2 separate regions of the Homo sapiens genome follow, and region 1 is linked to region 2. Evidence: read pairs that join two places in POLR2A ChIA-PET (ENCODE). Cell type or tissue: PC-3. All regions are shown on one strand. Links, peaks and the distances in the headings refer to the core of each region. The heading gives the core; the rest is flanking DNA.

The links. ChIA-PET counts read pairs that join two places held together with the same protein. Peaks named below come from ENCODE experiments on the same cell type or tissue, not always from the same donor. Only the 100,000 strongest peaks of a DNase experiment are listed, where the experiment ranks them.
Region 1: POLR2A ChIA-PET joins it to region 2 with 17 read pairs; 2 of 35 experiments call an interaction of 5 or more read pairs at or near these places.

The regions. Positions count from the first base shown.
Region 1 is chr15:63,106,730-63,115,476 of GRCh38, forward strand. It overlaps LOC107984798 (a long non-coding RNA gene), which reads right to left. Exons shown (of 2, transcript XR_001751584.1): 2 at 7,082-7,427. Among named protein-coding and RNA genes, the nearest start is that of LACTB, 11 kb to the right of the region's middle. In PC-3, for the core only: no CTCF peak of the experiment used is centred there; a DNase peak (open chromatin) is centred at 1,562.
Region 2 is chr15:63,387,569-63,396,315 of GRCh38, forward strand. LINC02568 (long intergenic non-protein coding RNA 2568) reads left to right here and starts at 2,662. Exons shown (of 7, transcript NR_120375.1): 1 at 2,662-2,693; 2 at 7,283-7,343; 3 at 8,033-8,113. In PC-3, for the core only: no CTCF peak of the experiment used is centred there; no DNase peak of the experiment used is centred there.

The DNA of each region.
Region 1 (8,747 bases), core at 281-8,280, 280 kb before region 2:
TTTTTAACACTCCCACCCCCTCAACCCCCCTCCATCATGCAAAGTGCAGCCAAAGTGGAGAATACTAGATGTTAATGATGAAGTCGGAGGTGTGGTTGGGGTCACTGTGCAGGCGTATGTAGATCTCCACAATGAGGCACAGGGGCCTTCCTTAGAAGTGCGTTGGGTATTAACAGTGATTAAGCATTAATTTGCTTTTCTCATTTCTTCCACTTCTCATAATGTGTAATTGAACAAAAGTAATGGCGAGGTTGGAGCACTCTGGCCAGGCTCCCTGTCCAAGATCCTTCAGCCTCATCCTAAGGTACACACTCCTCTCCCCCACTGTGTGCTGGGAGGCCGGGTTTCTAGCCTTTGGGTAGCAGAATCTGACTGAATGTTCCAAAGGGGTCCACTCACTTTAACAAATGACTTTTTTTTTTTTTTTTTTTGAGACAGGGTCTTGCTCTATTGCCCAGGCTGGAGTGCAGTAACACAATCTCAGCTCACTATAATATCTGCCGCCCGGGTTCAAGCAATTCTCATGCCCCAGCCACCAAGTTGCTGGGATTACAGGCATGTGTCATCACGCCCGGCTAAGATGGGGTTTTGCCATGTTGGCCAGGCTGGTCTCGAACTCCTGCCCTCAAGTGAGCCACCTACCTTGGCCTCCCAAAGTGCTGGGATTACAGGCTTGAGCCACTACCTGCAGCCACAGGTGACTTTAAGATATCCAAGTGGTGCCACCAGGATACTTAGGTCCAGAGACTCAAATGTGAAATCCTGGAAATTCTGTCTCAACAAAGCAACCAAGTGTCTTGTTATTAAAAAAAAAAAAAAAATCACATTGTGGCCAGGCGCGGTGGTTCAGACCTGTAATCCCAGCACTTTAGGAGGCCAAGGCGGCGGCAGTATCACTTGAGGTCAGGAGTTCGAGACCAACCTGGCCAACATGGTGAAACCCCGTCTCTACTAAAAATATAAAAATTAGCTGAGCGTGGTGGTGCATGCCTGTGATCCCAGCTATTTAGGAGGCTGAGGCATGAGAATCGCTTGAACCCGGGAGGCAGAGGTTGCAGTGAGCCCAGATCGTGCCACTGAACTCCAGCCTGGGTGAGAGAGTGAGACTCCGTCTCAAAATAAAATGAAATAAAATATAAAAAAATAATGTTGGGGAAAAAAGTGTTCATGCAGGTTCTTATACCAGTGCATCTGTTCTAAGTGAAAAGGGAAAAAGGGCAAGGATTCCAAGACATGCCTGTTAGAGACATCCAGCCTGTAGCAACGAGGCAGATATTGTTCTGGACTGCATTGACTTTTGCACCCAGAGTTATTTGGTTTGACAGACTGCCAAATCCTGAGGTTCAAAAGACCGTCCGTCACAAGTGGGGAAAGGGGCCAGCATTCTTGGGGTTGGATTCCCAGAATTCTCCAAATGTGAGTGTCCATAAGTAAGCCTCTCAGTCTAAGGCTCCCTCAGGATGGTGGTTTGGTTTTAGAGATAGTCCCTCTCCCCACCGCAAAGAATGTTAGGGGAATTCTGACGATAAAAGCATCAACCATGTTGGCCACCTACGAACTTGAACTTAGATATGTAAACTTCTCCCAGAAGCCACCAACATAGTCATGTCTGCGGTTCACAAGGATGGAGCAACCCCCTCACACTGAAGGCAGCTATTTTCATTAGGCCTGTCACAAAATACACAAGAGCTATCATTTCCTCCTTTTAATAATGTTTCATTGCAGACCAGGCACGGTGGCTCACGCCTGTAATCCCAGCAATTTAGGAGGCCAGGAGGGTGGATCACTTGAGGTCAGGAGTTCAAGACCAGCCTGGCAAACATGGCGAAACTCCGTCTCTACTAAAAATACAAAAATTAGCTGGGCATGGTGGTCCATGCCTGTAGTCCCAGCTACTTGGGAGGCTGAGGCATGAGAATTGCTTGAACCGGGAGGCAGAGGTTGCAGTGAGCTGAGATCACACCACTGCACTCCAGCCTGGGCGACGGAGAGAGACACTGTCCCAAAAAAAAAAAAAAAATCAGACTAGTTAATAGTAACTTATATATGCTGTGAAGTTTGGTTCCATCTTCGAAACTTTCCACCTCTTGCCTCATATTCAAACTGTCACCATCTCCTGTTAGATTTTTACTGCCAAACTACTCTGAGAAACCAACCACTCTGCTGCTTCTCCATTGCTACTACCCCAGCCAGGTCGCCTTCATGTCTCACCTCTGTTACCAAAAGGAGCTCCTAACTGCCCTCCTGTCCTCTCCTCCTTCCCCATAAAAGCTGTTCACCACGCTACAATCAGGAAGATGGTTTCAGCACACGTGATGCCATCCCCACTCTCTCCTTGCTGAAAATCTTTGCTCTTAGGCTAAAACTCAAAACCCCCGCCTTGCCCCCTGCCTGCCTATACAATCCCCCTTGACCTTTCCTCCCCATCTGTCTGTCTCTGCCTGCAGCCACAGTCACCTCCCAGCTCCCTGACTTCTCCCTGTCACCTATCCGATGATCACAGTTCAAATGGCACTTCTATAGGGAAGTTTCCCTTGAGGACCCCCAATCTGGGGCAGGTCTGTGTTAAATTTTCATTAACCATGTTTCTGTCCTTAAGAGCAATTAATCTTCATTTATAATTACATATACGTGAATGTGATGATTTGATTAAAAAAAATTCATTTTCTCCACTGGCCTCTAGGCTCTCTGAGCCTTACCCAAAGCCTGGCACATAAACAGTTTCTTGCAGAATGTTTATAGAATGATTTTCAGAAACGTAGAAATTGACTAACACAGAAAATTGAGAATCAGTTTTTAAAAAAAAAAAAAAGTCACCATGAAGGAGGTATTCCCCAAATTTTGAGACAAGGTTACTAATAAAGCTCAGTACATAATGGATGAGATTATTTCTGCACAGAATCCAGAAAGGAAAGTCCTAACAAGTTATCAAAAAGACAGGGGAAGGGCAGAGCAGACTTTGGAACCTGGGATGTGCGGCCAAAAGTCAGAGAGGTAGGGAGAGAAGGGCAGGGAGCTGTGAGGTCCTGGAGAACACTGGATCAAATGCTGTCACTGGGTACTGGTTTGTAACACAATCTGTCAGAGACGTTAATGGATGGGCATGATTAACAGGAACCCAGGATGGGACAGGTCCCATCAAGCAACCATAAAAGATGACTTGTAATTGTATCAGAGATGGAGAGTTGGGAGTAAGTAGAGCAGGACCTGACAATCAGCACTGGAGTCCGTCTGATAAAAGGCTACAGTGTCTACAAGAAGGGAAGCCTGAGTGTCAGAAGTTTCCACTCCTTGTTGATTGGATGGCAGACTGGGGCCCAGCTGATTTGCAGCCAGCTGATGACCTGTCCATGGAGATTGTACACATCCCTGTACTCTGGTTTCAGGTTCCTCAGCAGCCTTTGCTCATAGGCTGGCTTAACTATGATCCTGCTGTGGGAAGATAAAAAAACTGACCGAAGGAGATAGGCTGAGTAATGGCTCCCTCAAGATGTCCATATTTCATCCCTGGAACCTGTGAATACATTTCTTTATGTGGCAAAAGGGACTTTGTGGCTGTGATTAAACTAAGAACCTTGAAATGAGGAGATTCTCCGGGATCGTCCAGATGCATCAAATGTAACAAGAAGGAGTCAGAGTCAGGCTGGAAGCCGCTATGCTGCTGGCTTTGAAGGCAGATGAAGGGGCCAAGGAATTAGGGTGGTCTCTAGAATCTGGAAAAGGCAATGAAATTGATTCTCCCCTAGAGCTTTCAGAAGGAATGCAGCCTTGCCCACACCTTCATTTTAGACCAGTGAAACTGATTTTAGACTTCTGACTGCCAGAACTGTAAGATAATAAATGTATATTGTTTGAAGCTACTAGGTTTGTGGTCATTTGTTACATCAGCAACAGAAAACTAATACACTAACAAACATAAATATCTGATCAACAGATCAGTACCCAGATCATTCATGAGTCTCTGGAGAGTCTGGTGGCTGTCATTCAGTGCCCCAGGCCAGATTACTGCTAGGGGGTTGCCAAATCAAGTTTCTGGATCTGCTAAGCTGAGTCCCCATGTGGCTGACCTCAACCTCTCTAAGGTCCTTCCACCCTGGGAAGCCTGGCCTGGCCTGAGGAACTGCTGGCTCTTCCTCATGAAAACCACACCGACTGGTCACTGATCACTCATGATGTGTGGGCTGTTAGGTGAGCTCTTGGGAATATAGCATAGACTTTGGTACCAGGGAGGCCTGGTTCACATCCCCTCTCTACGAGCCGTGTGATCATAAATGAGTTATTTAACTTCCTTCAACCTGTGAAATGGAGGTGACATCTCTAGTGTATAGTTCTGTAAGGATTGATAGAGACAATATGTACCTAATCCCAAACACAGGGTCAGGACTACGGTAGTCTTCCAATCAAGCTTGCCCCTTCCTGCGCACAGCCATGAGTCTCACCGTGCTCATCTCTTTGTATACTGGACACTTCAGCTACTTCCTCTTCCGTGTTATAAGCCCCATGGCGGCCCTGTGTTCTGTTAGTCCCCTGGCTACAAGTCAGTGACTTTACCCATCATATTCCTAGTGGCCTGCTGTCTTAGTTGGGGTCTCCCCACAAGTAGAACCTGAGACAAGGATTCCAGCTCAGGTAGTTTGTGGGAGATGATCCTAGGAAACACCACTGAAGATGTGAGACAGGGAAAGGAAGGAGACAATGAAGGATGCGAGATCATGCAAGTTACCCATGTGGCTGAAGCTTGATCCCCTCAGGGAACTCAGAGACAGTTATCCCAGAAGGACAAGAGTGCTGAGGCATTTTACACCTACTCCCACCAGTCTTTATTTTTTTGAAGGGGGCAGCAATTACTCCCCAACACTTCCTGCCTGCTGCACTCATGGGCAAGACAGCCTCCAGCACCAGAGTCCTCAGGCAGGCACTGGCAGCTGGAAGGGCTGACATGGGGAAGTGGGAGGGACAGCTGCCACATCTGAGGAGTGTCACTTTGGCTACCTGCCTCCCTGGTCACAGCTTCCCTCTGGCCTTGCCTATTCCTTGACCAGTCATGAGCTCAACATACCTATTGCATTGTTCTGACCTAACTGCATCCTAGTGTCAAGCTCCTCCAATTTGCAAACAGATAAATGAATTTTTAAAAAGATTTTATCATATATATTTAAGGCATATAACATGATGCTTTGATATACACATAGATAATGAAATGGTTTGTGACGAGAAGGGAGACCATTTCCTCAGCAAACTAACAGCTGCTCTCTCTGGTCTATGCCTTCTACTCTATCTTTAAACATCCTGCATCACTATCTCCATTTTGCAACTGTTAAAGCTCCAGTCTGCATTTGTCAAAGGCTGATCAGGTTCAAGAAAAATTTTTCATCACCATTAAAACCTCTAATTCTTTCTCCCAGCTAACCACATAAAAGTTACAACCACCTCTGGGTTATCATTATGGTCTTGTTATTATTACCTGAGAATGTTTGAAAACATCCCACAGAGAAATCTAACTAAAAGAGTCTAGAAAACAAGAGGGTCACCGTATCAAACACTTGTTTATCACAGGCGGGGTGAAACGCTGGGAGAGGAGGTTATTAGATGTACCCAGCCCTGAAGATCCAACTCTGACACCCTAGATGCTGTTCATTAGTAAGAAATAGTTATGGAGGGCCTACTAGATGCAGAGTGCTTGTGTTGAGTTCCATCAAGAACAGAGAGACGCTTGAGAAACTTCCAGAAATAACTTCTCTTTCCAAAAACAATGCTGAGCCTGTTCCAACTTCCACTATTAGGAAAGTTTTTTTTCTTTCTTTCTTTCTTTTTGGTCTTATCCAGTATCATCTTCTATAGTGAACCTCTTGCTGGGAGGTTTAGAATTTTTGTACCATGTGGCTGAAAGGGACCTCAGAGTGCATGCTGGTTTACAGATACAGATTCTGAGATTCAGAAGGAAAATAATTAGCCTGAAGTGAGCCCACCTCATTGGTGGTAGAGCAGGGCCTGAAATCCTTGCCTCTTGTCCCTAGTGCTCGCCTGCTTTATCCTTTAAACTGTTACTAGGTCGGGCGCGGTGGCTCACGCCTGTAATCCCAGCACTTTTGGAGGCCAAGGCAGGTGGATCACGAGGTCAGGAGTTCAAGACCAGCCTGGCCAAGGTGGTGAAACCCTGTCTTTATTAAAAATACAAAAATTAGCGGGGCGGGTTGGTGGGTGCCTGTAATCCCAGCTACTCAGGAGGCTGAGGCAGAGAATTGCTTGAACCTGGGAGGTGGAGGTTGCAGTGAGCCGAGATTGTTTCACTGCACTCCAGCCTGGGTGACACAGCAAGATTTCATCTCAAAACAAAAAGAAAAAAAAAAAGAAGGTATATAAGGCAGCCAGCACATAGCAGTGACATAGCAGTCTAATAATAATAGTGAGCTGTCACCATTTGTCTCCCTATTGGTGTGACATGGCTTAGTCCAACTTAAGGTCCACTCCTGACTTGAATTCCATTTTCCAGACCCCTGATAGGGTTGGTTCTCTCCAGCTAAAACTCAAGATCTACAAATGAAAACCATCAGAGAATTCAACTTAGCAGACTGCTAAAGCTACTCTCTAAATCAGTAATCATAACCAATTGATTTCACCATTTTTCTATAAAAAGTGCAGTTTTACACTGATTCATATAAAGTTTTCAATACATGTTTGTTGAAACTTTTCCTGTGACTGGCATTGGTCTAACCCTGGAGGAAACTAAGTCTCTAATCTGAGGGAACTCACAAATCATTGGCAGAGAAATCTCAAAAGAACAAACCCAAAAAGTCTAGTACAATTGTAACATGGGGCTAAGTGTGACAATAGAGGAATGCAGGGCACAAAGAGGGAGGAAGACAGTGTTTTCCAGGTGGACGCTGGGGGAAAAAACGTTCCAGGAAGAAAGAAAAGCCCGTCCAATGGCCTGGAGACATTAAACAGCCATCTATTTTAATAGAACTGAGATCGAATCACAGGTGGGATAGAGATGGAGTAGGAGGGAGGAGCCTGATTCTGAGAAGCCTTTTGTATCAGGCACGTTCTTAGCTGTAAATTCAAAGACCACTCTGGCCAGTTAAATAGAAAATGAATTTATTAAAACATATGGGGTGGGATGGCTACATATTTTATCTCCTCATTTGAGAGGGAAAGTGGAGTTATTTCTAATTATGCCAGGATTGCAAGTGTAAAGGACACACGAATGGAGTCTTTTAAGATTCGGGTGCTCCTAGAAGCTGGGCTGTTGACAGCGGCCTTGCGCCTGATACAGTGGTGGGTACAGTGGGGCAGCCCTGCCACACTGTGAGAACCCCTGCCACTTACTGCCCAGAGAGCTGCATGTCTCATCCAACACCGTCAATGGCATTGCCAGCTTCTGAAAATGTGCACCTCTGACTGGTGAGGCCTGCTTCACACACCTGCTGCCAAGCGAAGGGAGACAGACTAGGAAAGTAAATTCCTGATGGCACCACCTACCCGCTTCAGCCGGGACCTCCCTGCGGCTTTAAATGGCACCCTGGTCAGCTCCTAGAGAGAGGCCATTGAACTGGACTTGGCAGGGGAAATAGTACCTGAAGCAACCAAATATTCACTTGAAATTACACTGTTTTGATAGCTTCATGTGACGGAAAAGGTGTTGGACCAGATGGAGTTATCACTAAAGTTCCCCTCTACCCTGGTGGGGAGGGATTTGGCCAAGCAAAGCAGGTAGCAATTACTGGGAAAAACAAAACCTTCGTTGTTTATACTTCGGTGGATTGGGACCTCTCAAACAACCAGTTACAGTTGTTAACTGCCCTTTTGGGGGTATGAAAAACCCAGACCTTCCAGGGTCAGAGGCCTGGCCTCCTTCTTGGCAGAAGAGGAAATGAAGTTCATTCCTTTGTGGTGAACCTGATTCTGAAAAAACAAAACCCATTTTTTTCTCAGTAGGTTATCCTACCACATGTCCAACCATAGGAGTCTGGACTTTCTCTTATTGGTTAAGCTTTAAAGCATTTTGAACAGGAGTTAGATATGGTTATATTTGAGTTTCAGAATATTCATCCTGGTTCATATTCCACCTTTTTTTTTTTTTTTTTGAGACAGGGTCTCACTTTGTCACCCAGGCTGGAGTGCAGTGATGCAATATTGTCTCATTGCAGCCTCAGCCTCCTGGGCTCAAGTGATCCTCCCATTTCAGCCTCTCGAGTAGCTGGGACCACAGGCACACACCACCACACCCAGCTAATTTTTGCATTTTTTGTAGAGACGGGGTTTCACCATGTTACGCAGGCTGATCTTGAACTCCTGAGCTCAAGCAATCTGCCTGCCTTGGACTCCCAAAGTGCTAGGATTACAGGTATGAGCCACCACGCCTGGCCATCTTTATTTTTTTAATTAAACTTTTCCATAAGTTTATTGCGAGTACATAGAAACATAATTGATATTTTATGCTTATCATGTATCCTACGACCTTGCTGGACAAACATTCTAATTTTAGGAGGTGATGGGTTTTTGTTTTCCCTTTAACATTTTTTTTTTTTTTTTTTTTTTTTGAGATGGAATCTTGCCCTATTGCCCAGGCTGGAGTGCAGTGGTGTGATCTTGACTCACTGAAACTTCTGCCTCCTGGGTTCAAGTGATTCTCGTGCCTCAGCCTCCCGAGTAGCTGGGACTACAGGCAGGCACCACCATGCCTAGCTAATTTTTGTATTTTTAGTAGAGACAGGGTTTCATCATGTTGGCCAGGCTGGTCTCAA
Region 2 (8,747 bases), core at 359-8,358:
TGTGAGCCATACCAAATAGCTCTTCTGTTACATTAACGAGGTTTGCTTTGACTTAGGAAGGCCAGACAAGACAGAGGCAGAGAGGGAAGGGGGAGGAAGGGAGAAGAGGGAGGAAGGAGGGAAGAAGGAAGGAAAAGTCCACATTGTATCCTTTGACTGGGCAGTGGCTGAGGGAACCTCTAGGCCAAGACTCACATAGACCCATTGATCTGGGTACCAATGTCTGTGTTTTAAAATATAGCCAGTTTTGTAGTTTTATTCACATCTGCGTCTTCCCTTTCACGGTGATGGCTTGGAGGCGTAACCCCTGTGTGAACCCTCGCTGCCCTGCTCAGTTTCAGGCGGGATCAGTTGGAGGACAGTGTGACCTGGAGGAAAGAATGCCAGGCTTCTGACTCTGCCAGGAGCCAGCAGTGGAATGTCAGCAAGTCCCTTGCCGTGTTTCTGCTTCTGTTTTCTAATCTGTAAGTCGAAATAAGAATGTCTAACTCCACACAGGGTTGGCAGTGGGATGAGGCCGTATATGTGAGAGCACTTTGGGAAGAAATAAATAACGACATTTGTCGTACATAAGATGTCACTCCTAAGAGTGGACTTCACAAGAAAGGAAGTGTGTTTGATCTCAGCTTTGGTTTACTAATCTAAGAAAATAAAAACTGGATTCCAACAAGGGATTGTAAATTCTCACTGCATACCTGACACCAGTTACCATGATGACTCTTGTCTGGTTACTTGATCCCTGAGTCCTTCAGCTCCTACTTCTGTTGAGTGGGGAATAACAGCTCTTCACTGAGACTTTTATAAAGCACTCTGTGTGATTAATTTAAACATCATAATAATTCAAATTTCTATGCATGGGGAAACTTAGCATTTTACGTGAAGTAAACCTTGGTGCAATAGTGTCACCTCTTTCCAGGTGCATTATTCACAATGTCATGGTTAGCTGACACTCAGACATTTAGGAGATATAGTTAGACTGTAATAGCTTAAGGTTTCTCACAGCCTTCTCATTTTTCACACCTGCTGGGGAACCCACTCTCCTCTAGCCTCAGGGATTTGGTCCATATCCTTCCTGTTCTTCTTGTTCTCAGTCTGAAGCACTGTCCTCTCCTACCCGTCTTCTAAACCATAGTGTATTCACAGGCCACATTCCAGCAAGCTCACAAGTGCCAGCCTGACGTGAGTAGTGCTAATATCAAATCTGACAACTTCCGTTCGGAGTCAGGCAGGCAGAATGGTATAGGGGGCAGAGCTTTGGCATCATACGAACCTGGGTTTTGAAACTCCACCATTCACCACCCTGTGTGACTCTGGGCCAGTCATTCAACCTCTTTGAATCTTGATTTCTTCCTGGTTAAAGGGATGAGAGTCCAGCCAGGCACGGTGGCTCATGCCTGTAATCCCAGCACTTTGGGAAGCTGAGGCGGGCGGATCACCTGAGGTCAGGAGTTCGAGACCAGCATGGCCAACATGGTGAAACCCCATCTCTACTAAAAATGCAAAAATTAGCCAGGCGTGGTGGCGCATGCCTGTAATCCCAGCTACTCAGAAAGTTGAGATGGGAGAATTGCTTAAACCCGGGAGGTGTAGGCTGCAGTGAGCTGAGATCACACCATTGCACTCCAAGCTGGGCAACAAGAGTGAAACTCCATCTCAAAAAAAAAAAAAGAAGAAGAGAAAGAGAAAAATAGAGATGAGGGTCCTAGAGTAAGTATACCCCAAAGGGAGAAAGGGAGGAATACATTTAATCAGCTAGGCATATGAAGAACTTAGCACGGCGGCACATAATGAGTACTATGTCAATGATCTTTGTCCTCTGTGGAAACATCCTTACTGGATGAAGTGGGGCTGCTTCTCCCAAAGTTCCAACCCTGGTTTGGGCAACTCCATCAACTTCCATGAACCCTCAGGGAAGAACGAGTAGAGATTTCCAGATATCCCTTTCCCCCACACATTGGCCTCTCATAGAATGTAACTTTGGTCATAACAAACCCAGTCTTATTACTGAAATAAGTTGAAGCCTTCTAAACAAGTAGGCTTAGAACCTCTTTTCCACAGGAAATGCCTGATCACTGGAATTTTGTAGCTAGAAGGTATTCCTGAGCTCAGAGATGCCACATACTATTAAAATTATTGGTAATTTCCTCTTGCTTGGGCACTCAAGCTCTCTACCATTGCAGGAATTCATGAGCTGACTCCTTTATTTCAGGTGCTTCCAAACAAAACTGACAAGCAACACCCAGTTGCCTACATTTTAGTTTGCATTCATCTCCACTGGGTGTAGGGTACTAGGAGCATGCAGCACAATTGTGCTTCTCTTCCAGCTGGAGTCTGTAGACTGAGCCAGGCCACCTTGTTTAGGCTCTAGTGCCTGACAAAGAGCTCAGTGGGCTGGAAGCCTAGTGCAGTTAACACTGATGGCTTTGTAGCTTGGACAGGTGAAAGTCAGCAAGCTTCCCAGTAGACCAATTGATCTGAGTTGCCTCTCTGGCCAGAAGCCAGCCCTGGCAGGGATCCAACTTCCTCTCAAGCACTGAGAAAGGGCTCAGGTGTATCTGGTGGCCGGCAGAGCAGGTAGTCAGCCAAGGCTTCATAGTTCTCACCCACGGCAATTCAGCTAGCAAACTAGAGACACTTCCCCAAGAAGACACAGCGTGGCAAGACTGCTGAGACGCATAAAGAAATCTTAGCTGGTGAGTTACTTCTTTATGCCTGCCCCACTTGAAATAAGAGTTTGGGGCTCCTTTTACTGTGATTAAAACTGGATTATTTATGCTAGCATCTCTGTTTTTTGACACAGCTATGCAAAACTTTTTGATCTTACATGTCTCTGTTTTCTTTACTGTCCAGGATTTTGTGGAAAGTAGAAATGATAGCAAGATATAGTTGGAGTTCTTAAAGAATGTTCAAAGAATCAGAAAGTTCAAACCCCAGAAACTTGGCTTCTCTTTAGAAATTCTGTTTCCCCTGAGGACAGTGGAGAAGGAAAAATACCTCCATAACTCCATTTTTATGATAGGGATTATGCCACTTAATCCCAGTGAATATTTGTAAAATTATTTTGAGACGTTTAGGAACGACATCATAGTCCATAATTACAAAGTGTATTGGTGCTTGTAACTGTAGAGATGTTTGTTTTTAGTGGGGGAATCAGACCTGTCTGTGATAAGAAGGCTCCCTGGGTTCATATCACCCCTGAGATATTCCAGTTCGTAGGAAAGAAGTCAATTCAGAGGCAGTGAATGAGAGAAGTCCCATCATAATAGGTCTTATATAACTAGCCGTCAGCAGAAGGGAACTGCTAAAAACTGGGGGAAAGGGCACAGAAAAGTTATGGAAGGAGCAGTGCTAACTTGCTGCAATTGTCCCAACAAGAAGGAAGGTGCAGGGAAATGAAAGATAACTCTGTGGCCTCTTCCAGGGCGATGAGCAGCATAGTGCTTTTGTGAAGATTCCACCCAGAGTCTGATGCTGGGCAAAGCATGTCTGGCCAAGACTGGAAACAGAACTTTTTTTTTTTTTTTTTTGAGTCTGAGTCTGGCTCTGTCACCCAGGCTGGAGTGTAGTGGCACGATCTCAGCTCACTGCAACCTCTGCCTCCCAGGTTCAACTGATTCTCATGCCTCAGCCTCCCAAGTAGCTAGGATTACAGGTGCTTGCCATCACGCCCAGCTAATTTTTGTATTTTTAGTAGAGATGGGGATTTTGCCATGTTGGCCTGGCTGGCCTCAAATTCTAGCCTCGAACTCCTGGCCCCCAGCGATCCACCTGCCTCGGCCTCCCAAAGTGTTGGGATTACAGGCATGAGCCACTGCACTCAGCCTGGAAACATAACTTTAAACATTGAACTGAAACAGGGAAACATCTCAGCCAAGTGATTTTTATAAAGAGTTATTAACAGGGAACTTTTAAAAGAAAAAAAAAAGTGATAATCCAACCTACCAGATAATGACTCTTCATTCTTACATGTTCCCTTCTTCTTGTCCATGTCAGCAAAGAAATATACCTGGTTACTATGGAGAAAAGATACCCTATTGTATATACTACTTTTTTAAAAACTAACATTGGATTATAAACACTTTCCAACATTTCTACATAGTCTTAATTATTTTAACATTGATAAAATCTTAAGACAAGTTCCAAGAAGTCATGAAGCCCGGAAAGATTAGTGATCTAAAACAGGGAGTCAAATTTCTTAAGTGACTTCCTCTAGAAGTTCAGGGAACTCCTAGAAGAGCAGCAAAGCTCCAACTTGAAGGATCCAGATACATATGACAATAGGTAGACTGTTGGTAAGTCAGTGGCTTGATGGCTTAACGGGGACAATAACAGGAGGCGAGTATACCCACAGGGCCAGACATGCTGGGGAAGGGAGCCCACTAGAATGGGTCCAAGCCCATAGCCAAGAGCAGAAGCTGCCATAGCGGCGGTCAAGGAGGCTTCATTCTAGATCCACATGCTGAACAGTGCTTCATCAGCAGACTCTCTGAAGAAGCTTCTGCACCTTGGAGCTCCCAAAAGAGATCAAAAGCCATGATCAAGACCAAGGGAAAGGTGGGGGAGTTGTGGGAGCTGGACACAAAGGACATTTAACTCCTTGTCCCACTTCCAGCAGCTGCCAACCATCCTCCTCCCACTCACTCCTGGCTCTCTTTTGCTCTCTTCTCTTTTTTTTTTTTTTAAGACAGGATCTCACTCTGTTACCCAGGGTAGAGTGCAGTGGCATGATCATACCTCACCGCAGCCTTGATCTCCTGAGCTCAAGAGATCTCCTACCTCAGCCTCTGAAAGTGCTGGGATTACAGGTATAAGCCACTGTGCCCAGCCTTCTCAATTTTATTTACTTCTGTCCCTTTAACTTACTCCATCCCTCAGACTGAAGAGTCAATGGGCTGTGATCTTTAGTTCCAAACTCTACATGCTGTCCTGGGGGATCTAAGGCAGAGGTCAGAGGAGGAATGAACTCAGATATCACGGAGGGATAGGCGAGAGCATTAGGAAGTTAGCAATGAAGAGAGTGTTCTGGGGAACAAGGTGACATTTTTACTTGTTCCACTTCTTTATTGTTTGGAGTTTTTTAAATGGCAGATATGTTGCAAACTAAAACAATCACATAAAATTTTTTTTTAATTGAAGGAGGTAAATGTTTTGTTTTCTAAGAGAAAGAAAAGAAACTGTCGATAGTGCCAATAAAAGCAGCAGAGAGATCACTCAGCGCATGTGCAAAGACAAGGTCTTGGATAACAAGTTCTGCAAACCACAGAGTGCACAGAATCTAGAAGCCAGGAAGAAGAACGCTGAGACGCGAGAAACTGTGACTGAATGATATGAGAAGGGCCATTTAAAGACTTTTACAGAGAGGACAAGGAGAGAGAGCAAGAAGAGAAGGAGCTCCTAAGATTTGAGAAACTTGAGGCAAATAAACAGAATAAGGGCTAGGTGCGGTGGCTTATACCAGCACTTTGGGAGGCCGAGGTGGGCAAATCACTTGAGGTCAGGAGTTTGAGACCAGCCTGGCCAACGTGGTGAAACCCCGTCTCTACTAAAAATACAAAAATCAGCCAGGTGTGGTGGTATACACCTGTAGTCCCAGCTACTTGGGAGGCTGAGGCAGGAGAATCACTTGAATCTGGAAGGAAGAGGTTGCAGTGAGCCGAGATCGCGCCACTGCACTCCAGCCTGGGTGACAGAGCGAGACTCCATCTCAAAATATAATAATAAACATAAACAAAATAAGGACAGCAGCCATTTCTGAAGCCAGGAGGAAATGTTCCAGATGGAGGGGAGCGGGCAAAAAAGAGAGACAAGAGCAGTGAGGAGAGAGCCATTAGGCGGCACTGCAGAGAAAACTGTTTGGAGTTTTGAAAATTTTTTATTGTGGAAAACTTCCCAACCCATATAAAAGTGGAGAATACATACTCAGGAGGTGGAGCAGGAGGATTGCTTGAGCCCAGGAGTTTGAATCCAGCCTGGGCAGCAGAGGGGGACCCCATCTCTTTAAAAAAAAAAAAAAAAGGAGACAGTATGGTCATAATGAATCCCTATATACCCATCATCCCTTCCCCAGATTATTTTGAAACAAATTCAAGACATCACATTATTGTGGTGGCTCTCAAACTTCAGCATGCATTTGAATCCCCTGAAGGGCTTGTCAAAACATGGATTGCTGGGCTCCACCCACTGAGTTTCTGATTCAGCAGGTCTGGCCTGAGAATCTGCATTCTAACAAGTTCCTGGGTAATACTGATGCTGCTGATCTGAGGGCCTTGCTCTGAGAACCCTTGTAGTTAGTATTTCACCTATAGATATTTCTCTTTAAAAAGGACTGCCTTATTTAGACATAATCATGATGTTATCAGCACACATAAAAATCAATAATAATTCCTTAATATCATGTTTCCCAATTATCCTCTAAGTGTTTTTGTTAACCATTTGTTTGAACTGGGATCCAAACAAGGTCTATGGATTGCAATTGGTTAATATGTTTCTTTAGACTCTTTTCCTCTATAGGTAGAGTTTGAATGGGCAGCATGAGAGACAGTTTGAGCAATAGTTGAGAGAGATATGCAGATGTGTGTTGTGAAAAGACTATAGGCCGGGCACGGTGGTTCTCACCTGTAATTCCAGCACTTTGGAAGACCGAGGCGAGCAGATCACCTGAGGTCAGGAGTTTGAGACCAGCCTGGCCAACGTGGGGAAACCCCATCTCTACTAAAAAATACAAAAAATAGCCAGGCATGGTGGTGGGTGCCTGTAATCCCAGCTACTCAGGAGGCTGAGACAGGAGAATACTCAGAGGCTTGAACCCAGGAGGCGGAGGTTGCAGTGAGCTGAGATTGTGCCACTGCACTCCAGCCTGGGCAACACAGCAAGACTCCATCTCAAAAAAAAAAAAAAAAAAGCACAAACTTTGGTTTTGATCCCACCTCTACCACTTACTAGAGATACATGAAGACAATGAAGATAATAAGTCTATTCATGGACTACTTTGACAATTATATAAAAATTACGCCTGTAGAGTGGAATCCATACATATTACGGCTAAGGAATCAGAAGCTCTGTGACCTGGGGCAAGTACTTAACTTCACTAAGATCAGTTTTCTAATCAATAAAAAGAGAGATTATAGCAATACCTATTTTATAGGGTTGTGAATGAGCTAATGAGTGTCAACATCTTAAGCACACTACCTAACCTGTAATAAGCACTCAGACTTGGTATTGTTATGAAAATAACAATTATTCTAGCCACACAATGAATGTCACTCCTCTTCCTCCTAAATAGGAATGCCTTCTCAGAATCTTGATTTTCAAAGTGATGGATTGGGAGATCCCAAGCCATGAATGTGAGTTTGTGTATTTCCCTTCTTATTTATTTCTCAGTTCAGTTAAAGCCACCATCATCCTCCTAGTTGCCCAGATTAGGACCTTTGGGATCAACCTGAACTCCACCCTACATTCACCATATCAGCGTTTCCATCTTAAGGGGGCTTCTGGGATCCATCCCCAAACGGAATGCAAGAACCTAATGGTGCCTAGCACATGATAGGTCCTTAGTCAGCATTGATTATTTGTATTTCCGCTGCCTCTGCTCTACTTCCAACCACTGTCATCTCCCACCTCCACTGCCCCATCCCCTCTTCCCTGGTCTCTCCCACCCTAGCCTCTCAGTCATTGTCCATCCTGCCAGAGTGACACACTTTCTGTTTTTCCCACCTTCTCATCCTCTCCCCTCTCTTCTCTCCCTCTCTCTGTTTCTGACTGCAACTGTAGTGAGTGGAGTATGGGGCTCACTCATTATCCATCGTGTAAGGAGTTGCTCTTGTTTTATTTATTTGATTTCCCCCCCACCTTCATTTCTGATACCCATTCTCCTTCTTCCCACACGCTGTCACTCTGATATTGTGATAATGTATTCTTGGGTATGTATGTGAACTTACAAAATGTTAGAAATGTTTGTTCCCTGGTGCCACAAAGAAATAGCACTCGAACATACATTTAATTCTCTCAGCAAAGCAATTTTTACTTTCTGCAGAAAGGGTGCTCATCACAGATGGAACAATGGCGAGAGCACACCTGGACAGGGGAGGGGCAGGAGTTCTGATTCCTGACACAGGTAGGCCCTGCTGCTGTGTTGTTCCCCTGTTGGCTAGGGTTGGACCGCACAGTCTAAGCTAATTTTGATTGGCTATTTTAAAGGGGCAGGGGTATGAGTCAGAGTGGCGGAGTGAGTAGTTTGGCAGGAAGGACAGTTAGGAACAGGTAACCAAAGGTGACTTAGGTCAGAGAAGGTGACCAAGGGTGACTCAGGTCAAAGAAGATGACCACAATGAGTCAAGATGGAGCAGGTGACCAGGGGAACAGATGTGAACTACTGATTAGGACTACGGGGAAAGTTGTTTACTTAAACTAGAAGCAAGTGGGCAAAGAGAACCAGGAAGTTAAACTTTAAAATGGAGAATCAAAGAATAAGAGAGCTGAAACTACTGACGTGCTGATTCTTTGAAGAGAAATTTGCAGTTCACTATATTTAACAAAAATATGTTATTTTGTGTGGTTTGGTTTTTAAACCTACCTACCGCATTTACTTATCCATTCCCCTAGCAAATGCCCCAGCTCCCTGCTACCAGTACTACAGTGAGGTGAGTGTTTTTGTCCGTGATCCTTTAGGACCTGTGTAAGAGTTTCTCGGAAGCATATGTCTAGGAGTGGAATTGCTGATGCATATTTATTTTCACAAAGTACGTCTA